Linked DNA regions of Homo sapiens: region 2 is linked to region 1. The links are chromatin contacts, found by Hi-C in ENCODE. All regions are on one chromosome and are shown on one strand. Each heading gives the region's core, a stretch centred on a gene start or an enhancer-like site at or near the end of the contact. The rest is flanking DNA. Distances are from core to core; before and after follow the strand shown. Region 1 holds the start of DDX46 (DEAD-box helicase 46). Region 2 holds the start of SLC35A4 (solute carrier family 35 member A4).

Region 1 (4,359 bases), core at 1,153-3,652:
GGTGGCACACGCTTGCAGTCCCAGCTATTCGGGAGGCTGAGGTGGGAGGATCTCTTGAACCTGGGAAGCATAGGTTGCAGTGAGCCAAGATTGTTTCAATGCACTCCAGCCTGGGAGACAGAGCAAGTCCCTGTCTCAAAAACAAAAAAACAGGCCGGGTGCGGTGGCTCACGCCTGTAATCCCAGAACTTTGGGAGGCCGAGGCGGGTGGATCACAAGGTCAGGAGATCGAGACCACCCTGGCTAACACGGTGAAACCCCGTCTCTACTAAAAAATACAAAAATTAGCCTGACGCGGTGGCAGGCGCCTGTAGTTCCAGCTACTCGGGAGGCTGAGGCAGGAGAATGGCGTGAACCCTGGAGGCGGAGCTTGCAGTGAGCCGAGATCCCACCACTGCACTCCAGCCTGGCGAAAGAGCGAGACTCTGTCTCAAAAACAAAAACAAAAACAAAAAAACAACCAAGTAATACCAATTTCACCTCTGTAATTCCCTTCACATTATATCACCTCCACAGAGTTCCAACCGTCACTATTCTATATCAGACATATCTACCTAGGAGATTCTTAAAGACTGTAGTCTTCCTGTTTCTATTACTTTTCCATTAAATCTTACTCATTGCTGCTAAGGAGAATTCTGATTCTATTACACACTTTTTACTCAAAATCTTCAAAGGTTCACAAACAAATTCTGATCTTCAAAATCTACAATCCACCCGCTTTCTGGGCCCAAGTCCTATTCAGGACCTACCTCCTACTACTTCTCAAAAAAGATAAAATCCCTTCATGAAACCTACATATGCAGAAAAATTGGGCTTTTTAGCTATTTCTCTAACACCTTGCGCCTTCCCACCTCTAAGCCTTTCATGATTCCCTGAACAAACCTAGAGCACAGGCCATGCACACCAGAGAGGTAAAGGAGAAGGCTGACGGGCTAGAATGGACCTTCTTGTGAAGGGCCTTGAAGGCTGTCATAGAGTTTAAATTTCATCTTGGAAGCAGTAGAAACCAATGGAGACTAAGTCAGGGGCATGCCATCATCTTATCTCTACTTCAGAAGTGTCACTCTGGCTGTAGTGTAAGGGATCTAACAATTAGGAGAGCAACAGAGGAAGACAATCAATTCAGAGAATCAATTTAAAACAGATGTAGTAGTCTGGACAATAAATAATTAGGGCCTCAATTAAGTCAGGGACAACCAGAATGGGCAAAGGATGTAGAATCTAACAGGCTGTGGGTAGTGAGAGAGAAGAATGAGTCAAATAAATATCACTTTCAGATTTCTGGTCTGGACAGCCTTCCGGAGATTTAAAACACCGTCACAGGAATTTTCTGTAGTTAAAGAAATATTTTTTATCTTCATCCAGGTGATGATTACACGGTTTATATATTTGCTAAATTTCATCAAGCTTTACCCTTACGTTTTGTCCATTTCCCTGATTGTTAATTGTACCTCAACAAAGAACTGTTAGCACTAACAACAAAAGCCTTCATTGTTCCTAGACATAAAATATCTTTCAGTCATTGCTAAATACATAGCAAATAGTCATTTTTAACATAAAAATCTCAAGGTTCCTAACAATCTATCAACAATCTAAAGTTGTGATGAGATCTAATGAGTTCTAATAAGAGCTCATAGTCCACAACTTCAAAAGGACAGAAAAGCAGGTAACAAAGTTACCTGCTTAAATACGAAATCTATTTGCGAAGTAAATGCCCACGCAACAAGTATTTATTGTAGCCCAGTAAAAGCCTAGTCGTGTATAGTGCTGTCGATGCGGTAAAAATGTCTGCCCACACGCTCCTTTCAAGTAACTTGGGAAAAGATCATACGCGCACAAAGAACTAAAATACAGAATGACAGGAGTCGAGGAAATGTTGGAAACGCGAAGCAATAAGCAATCCAACTGGGATCACTTCTGACTGAAGTAATCAGGGCAGGCTCCCTTGAAGTGGCGGGATGTGGTGCCCAATCACTAACGTCCTGGAGGGTTGTTCCCGCTCCAGGGGCTCGAACCCTCTGATGGTAGTGCAGGGGAAGCCGTCGCTGGCCCAAACACAACCATTCCCTCAGCCGAGGTCCCCCAGCCCTTCCAATGCTCGCGGGGCAGCGCTGACCGCACGTGGGGCCGCGCCAGGCCTGGCCCGGCGGCCACCTCAACTCCCGCCTCTTCTCACGACCCCAAGAAGCCGCTCGCCCGCTAGCCCGCTCGGCGCTCTGCCTCACCGTGACTCCCGACCCATGCTGCCGACCGCGGGAATACTGGTGCCCTTGAGTACCACGCACAGGCGAACCGGACAAACAAGGAGGCTGAGCTGCCCTCAACGCCCGGCAAAGACCAGCGCTAAACACTAGCAGCACCTACAGCTGTGGCGGCCATCCCAGCGCGGCCAACGAAAACAGGACGTGCTGGCGCCGGCAGCCGAAGGAAGAGAAAAGCCGACCGGAAGCTGCCGCTCTTCCACAGCGCCCCACCTCGACTGGAGGACGCACAGCGCCGGCCCCATCGAAAGGTGATGCCTTCGCCCCGCCCAGTCTTCCCGGCGCCCGCACCACGCCCGGCTGATTAGTGCGATGGAGCGCAGCGCGTCAGCCTCGCCGGCCCGTGAGGGTGTTTCGCGCCAGAGCCAAAGAGGCGTCCTGGGCAGGCTGATGTCTGCCTTAATTTGCGCTAAATAATGCGGCAACTTTCTCCGTACACGCTCTTTATTCATGTATACATTCACTCATTTATTTATGTTGTCATATGCCAGGCTTGTGCTAGATCCTGGGGAGCTCACAGTCTATCCGGGAAACAGATGACTAAAGCCAGCACAGTGGCTCACGCCTGAAATCCCAGCACTTTGGGAGGCTGAGGCGGGAGGATCTATTGAGCCCAGGAATTCAAGACCTGGGCAACGTAGCCCTCGTCTCTGCAAAGAAAATAGTAATAATAATAGACTTGACTAAAAACACAAGCAGAAGTAATACAGCAAGGAGAGTCCACCATTGGAGACGGATTCAGAAAACACGTTTCCCTTGGAAGTGAACTCTGAGGTGAGATTTGAAGACCCGGTAGGTGTTAACCTAGTAGAGAACAAAGAGCTAAAAATACTTTGGCAAAAGATTAGTTCTCAACATTGCTTGCACTGGGAAGCTTAAAAATAAAACAAAAAAACAAAAAAAGGGCCAGCCATGGTGGCTCATGCCTATAATCCCAGCACTTTGGGAGGCCGAGGCAGGAGGATGGCTTGAGCCCAGGAATTCAAGACCTACCTGGGCAACATAGCGAGACCCTCTACAAAAAATAAGCAAAATAATTAGCCAGGTGTGCTGGCACGCCTGTGGTTCTAGCTACTTGGGAGGCTGAGGTGAGAGGATCATTTGAGCCAGGGAGGCTGAGGCAAGAAGATTACTTGAGCCCAGGAGTTTGAGGCTGCAGTGAGCTATGATGACTCCAGCCTGGGTAGCACAGAGAAATCTCATCTCTAAAATATTAGTAAATAAAATAGAAGCCTGGGTTCCACCCCTATGTTCTGATTTAATTGGCCTGGAGTGCTTCTTGTGCACTGGGAATTTTTAAGCTTCCCAGGTAATTCTGAAGTACAGTCAAGATTGAGAACATTATTCGAGAGTTTGGGCACCAAAAAAATGTATATGTATTGTCTCATGCAACACACACAGAAATGTTGAATTTTTTTTGTTTTTTTTTTTTGAGACGGAGTTTCGCTTTTGTTGCCCAGGCTGGAGTGCAATGGTGAGAGCTCAGCTCACCACAACCTCCACCTCCTGGGTTCAAGCGATTCTCCTGCCTCAGCCTCCCAAGTAGCTGGGATTACAGGCATGCACCACCACCCCAGCTTATTTTGTATTTTTAGTAGAGATGGGGTTTCTCCATGTTGGTCAGGCTGGTCTTGAACTCTCGACCTCAGGAGACCTGCCCGCCTCGGCCTCCCAAAGTGCTGGGATTACAGGCATGAGCCACCGTGCCCGGCCATGTTGAGTTGTTTTTGCAAAAAGCTATAATGGAGTTGGAGAAAGGCTCATATTTTTACTTTACTTGCCTCTGTACTATTTTACTTTCTTACACCTAAAGATGATGGAAAAGTTCTGTGTCTTGATTTTAGTGGTCATTGAATAGATTTGCACATTTTTCAAAATTCACTGAACTGTACCCTTTAACTGTACATGACTTATTGTATGTAAATTTTACCTCAACATAGTTGATTAAAGAAAAAAAGCAAACCAACGAGTGACACTCCAAGATGAGTTTATGCTCCCCACGCCCCCCGTGGCTTGCTGCCCACCTGTGGTAGCTGCGAGAAGCATTGAAGAGGGATAGAGACTGGAGGTTCTGGCAGTCCATGCCAAGGGTAAGAAG
Region 2 (4,359 bases), core at 489-2,988, 5.8 Mb before region 1:
CCTGCAGAGAAAAATGCAGAAGGAAACTTAGCTAGGCTCCTTCCTGACTGTCCAGGGGCTACTCAAGCTGGGATTAGAGCATTCCACCACCAGCTCCTCCTCACCCTGGACAACCGTGGTATTTTCTCCAGATTTTTCCCAAGGTTCTGGGGCCAGAAAAAGAACCAAGCAGTTCTGATCACACAATCTCAGAACCCTGGGGTCAGAAAGCTCCAACCATAGAACTCCACCGCCACACAAGGTCAGAGATGCCCCTAGCCCTGCCGGTTTCTCCAGCCTCATTTCCTAGCATGCTCCCCAACTACTGTAGCCAAATGGACCTCCTTTCACCCCTCATGTTTATAATGCTACTTCCTACCACAAGGCCTTTACATATGCTGTTCTGCCTGGAATGTTCTTTCCTCCCCTCTTCACCTACTTAACCACTACTTAAGATATTAGTTCATGTGCCATTCAGAAAAATTGTCCTTAGGGTGACTGAGAATAGGCCCTCAATAATCACTTGCTGAAGAAATCTCTACCATCCATTTAACACTCTCAAGAGCATGTTGGGCAATAAAGCCTAAGGCAGGGGTGGGGTGGGACAGTCCTTACCTGGCCCACTCCACTGTTGACTTCGTCTTCTACACGCCGCTGCAGGCTTTCCAGCTGGTTCTTGAGAAATGCCAGGTCCTTAAGCTTAGGCAGAGAATCCTAGGACAAGCGAGAGGCTGGCTCCAGCAGTCTGACTAAGCCCCACCCCTTGCTCAATTCCATCAGAAGCTGGGAATTGGGAGGGGATGGGGTGAGCCAGAAAGACCTTTTCCTATAAAAGCTTCCTGAGATGGCAGTGGCAAAGAAAGACAAGCATTGAAAAGCACAGAATTCAAATGAGGGCCAGGAAGGGACTGACAGATGGGATCTGAACCAGTAACTTACATCAACCTTGACAAGAATTTTATATAGCAAGCAGTATGTAGGAAAGGCAGGAGGGACAGCTAGGGACCTTTAATTAGGTCCATCAGGAAACCACTACTGACTCCATTATGAGCTCCTTGAAAGTCGTGACCAGTCTGTCTTGGCTACTATGTTCTAGTGCCTGACATTTAGTAAATGTGTGGGTAATGCTGAGCTTCTAGACCAATGGTGAGTAATGGACCGAGGCAGTTTCCTGGACAATTTTATTGTCTTGGTTCCTGGATGGGCTTTACCTCTTTCTTCCCAAGGACATCCCAAACTGAATGTGAGTGACTGGATGTGACTGAGAATGACAAAAAAGACTGTCGGCAAGTGTGTAAGTAAATGGACTGAGTGATTTTGATCGCATATAAGTATGAAATTCAGAATGTATGCAAAGGAGTGTTTGAATGAGGGTGGTGTGAGTGTCCGTGTGATTGGAAACATCGTGTCACTGGGAAGAAAATTTCGGGAGCTAGGGAATGGGGTAAAGTGAGGAGTGTTTAAGGGTGAATGTTTTTGAGTCTGTGCTAGTAACGGGTTCGTGATGGTTCCCAGGAGGGGACATCTGGGGGATCCACGGCTCCTCCCGCCTCGCCGAATGCTCTCCCCACACCACTCCACACTGTTGAGGCAGTTGACAGGAGCCGCAGAAGAAACAAGGGACATCCTCACTCCTGAGCCGCTCCAGAGTCGCTTCTCCCCGGAACTAAAAAGGTCAAGGAGAGTGAAGACCACGCCCGGCTGCAGATCACCCCCACGGCCACTCACCTTGTCATCCGCCATCTTCCCCGCCGAACTTGTTGCGCAGGCGCATCCCCGCCTCCCTCGTGCCGACTGCCCCGGCCATCTTTACGGAGGGCGAAGGCACTTCCGGAGCATTTTTGGAAAGGGGGAGGTGCTTTCCTAGTGGCCAAGTACGCCTCTCTCAGATACTTCCACGTGACCCCCTCCCGTCGAGTCTCAGGCTGCGTGTGAGCGCACTCACGACCGGGGCGCGATGATCTCACTCGTGCGCGAGTGCGCGCGGCGCATGTTCGGCGTGTCGGTCTTCAGGCGCCTGATGAGTTCATAGTTGGGCGGTGGTGTCAGCGGTTTCGCTGGCGTTCGTGGGCCTCCCCCGGACCCACACACGGAAACACGCAACCATTCGGGGATCCAGACGCCCGTTTACACGCACCACCCCTGGGCGGGCTGTGCGGCTCAGGCCCTCCCCCGGGACCGGCCCGTGTCCCGCCCCGTGTCCCGCCCCGTATTTGTGCGGCGCCAGCTGGCCCCGCAGCCTGCGGCGCAGAGAGGCTGGGCTTGCAGGCGCAGTAGCTCCAGAGGTCGCGCTGGGCTGAGAGTGCGGGCCGGCAGAGGCTGGCGGGGAGCAGCCGGGGTTATGCTGGGCAAGGATTACATGCTGGCCATCATTCTGGTCAACTGCGATGGTGTGCACGGAGGGGCCCGGTGGGAAGACCAGGAGCTGAGGGAGGACGAGGGAATCCGAAAGGCTACTCTGGGGCTCAAAGACGGTGGGGGATACCTCTCTGTGTAGGGACCAGGGGGCGAATGAACCCGGTCTTTACATGTGATGTCTTCAAGATTGAGGAGCCTGGATCTTCAGCCTAAGAACTGACCCATTTTGGGGATGGAGAGGGGATTATGACAGCATGTTATTCTGAACTCACAAATCATATGCTCCCTCCTCTCTAATCCGGTGTTCCTGTAGATGACTTGTGGGGGGACCACAGTCTGGAGGTGGAGGCTGGCCTGCCTCCTGGCTGGAGGAAGATCCACGATGCTGCAGGTACTTACTACTGGCATGTACCCAGCGGTAGCACCCAGTGGCAGCGCCCAACCTGGGAACTAGGAGATGCAGAGGACCCAGGCACGGTAGGTAGAGTGTGAGGAGGAGGTCTGAGCCCATGTGTGGACCTAGGTCTGCTGTTAAACTGACTAACTCCCACTCTACAGGGAACGGAGGGGATCTGGGGACTGCGGCCCCCCAAAGGGAGATCCTTCTCCAGCCTGGAGAGTTCACTGGACCGGAGGTAACGGGTGGCCCAGGCAAAATGAAAGGCTTGGGGTTCCATGGTGTTCAAAAATGCAGCTGGACCCATGGTCTGCTTTCCAGCCCAGGTTCTGGATTCTGTCACATGTTTTGGGTTCTGTTACGTTCTTGGCTCTGTCCCAGGTTCTTAACTGTCAGTATTTTGAGTTTTATCCCTTGTTCTAAGCTCTTGTTTGTAGCTACATGTTTTTCATATTCTTGGTCCTAACCTATCATGTTCTAGACCTTGGCCATTAAGTCCTCTGTTCTAGGGTCTCTTGTCCCACTTTGGGGTTCTGGTCCACATATTGGACCCTGTTCTATTTTGTGACTTTTATTTTTTATTTTTTGAGATGGAGTCTCACTCTGTCATCCAGGCTGGAGTGCAGTGGCACGATCTTGGCTCACTGCAACCTCCGCCTCCCAGGTTCAAGTCATTCTCCTGCCTCAGCCTCCTGAGTAGCTGAAACTACAGGCACATGCCACCATGCCCAGCTAATGTTTGTATTTTTAGTAGATATGGGGTTTCACCATGTTGGCCAGGATGGTCTCGATATCCTGACCTCATGATCCACCCGTCTCAGCCTCCCAAAGTGTTGGGATTACAGGCGTGAGCCACCACTGCACCTAGCCTTGTGACTTTTATTCTATGTCCTGTGTCTGGGTCCTATGTCCTGAATTTTCCCTCAAATTCTGAGTCACACTTTATGTTACGTTAATATGTCCTGGGCTCTACCCTGCTCTGGTTTTATATTTCTGGTGCTATATTCTGGGTCTTGCCCCTCATCCTGTGCTTATCAAGTTGTCTAGGCCTCACCAGTGTCCCTACTGTAGGAAATGTGGTCCTCTTAACAGCTCTGCTCTGTTTCAGTAACTCTCTGTCCTGGTATGGTGGGGAATCCTACATCCAGAGCATGGAGCCAGGGGCTAAGGTAGTGACTTGGGCCTGAGGGCATTGGGAGGTCCCAAGGGAAAGACAAGGGTGGGATTGGACTGAACAGAGGTGATCAAGGGTGAAGACAGGGAGTATGTATTGTGGCACCTGCCACCCTACTCCATCCTTATTAATTCCTGTCCCTTCCCCCAACCTGTCAGTGCTTTGCAGTCCGCTCTCTGGGCTGGGTAGAGGTACCTGAAGAGGACCTGGCACCGGGGAAGAGCAGTATTGCAGTCAATAACTGTATCCAGCAGCTGGCCCAGACCCGCAGCCGGAGCCAGCCTCCAGATGGTGCCTGGGGTGAGGTGAGTTGGCTGGGCCCTTTAATGGTTTGGGCCCAGGGCCCAGCAGAGGTAGCTGTCCCTGAATTTCCTATTTCTCATGGCAATGACCTTTATCTGAGCTCTGGGCTGACCTCTGTCCTTGGCAGGGCCAGAACATGCTGATGATC

The links. Hi-C counts contacts between places; a loop is a spot of excess contacts on that map. Pooled maps may share reads with other maps.
Region 2: a pooled map shows a loop between it and region 1 (6-fold over the local background). The contact joins the promoter of SLC35A4 here to the promoter of DDX46 in region 1. A Hi-C loop is called at or near these places in 2 of 50 pooled maps.

Annotation. Positions count from the first base shown.
Region 1 is chr5:134,756,822-134,761,180 of GRCh38, reverse strand. DDX46 (DEAD-box helicase 46) reads right to left here and starts at 2,402. Exons shown (of 23, transcript NM_001300860.2): 1 at 2,226-2,402. The coding sequence starts at 2,242. RefSeq lists an enhancer at 2,138-2,627.
Region 2 is chr5:140,562,207-140,566,565 of GRCh38, reverse strand. SLC35A4 (solute carrier family 35 member A4) reads right to left here and starts at 1,738. Exons shown (of 3, transcript NM_080670.4): 1 at 1,708-1,738; 2 at 595-693; 3 at 1. APBB3 (amyloid beta precursor protein binding family B member 3) reads left to right here and starts at 1,968. Exons shown (of 13, transcript NM_133173.3): 1 at 1,968-2,369; 2 at 2,651-2,814; 3 at 2,896-2,972; 4 at 3,843-3,903; 5 at 4,067-4,213; 6 at 4,339-4,359. The coding sequence starts at 2,321. LOC131768270 (SLC35A4 upstream open reading frame protein) reads right to left here and starts at 1,738. Exons shown (of 3, transcript NM_001394034.2): 1 at 1,708-1,738; 2 at 595-693; 3 at 1. The coding sequence starts at 1,722. MIR6831 (microRNA 6831) reads left to right here and starts at 2,815; the gene lies at 2,815-2,895. RefSeq lists enhancers at 1,661-1,780, 1,536-2,142, 2,751-2,810 and a silencer at 2,101-2,280.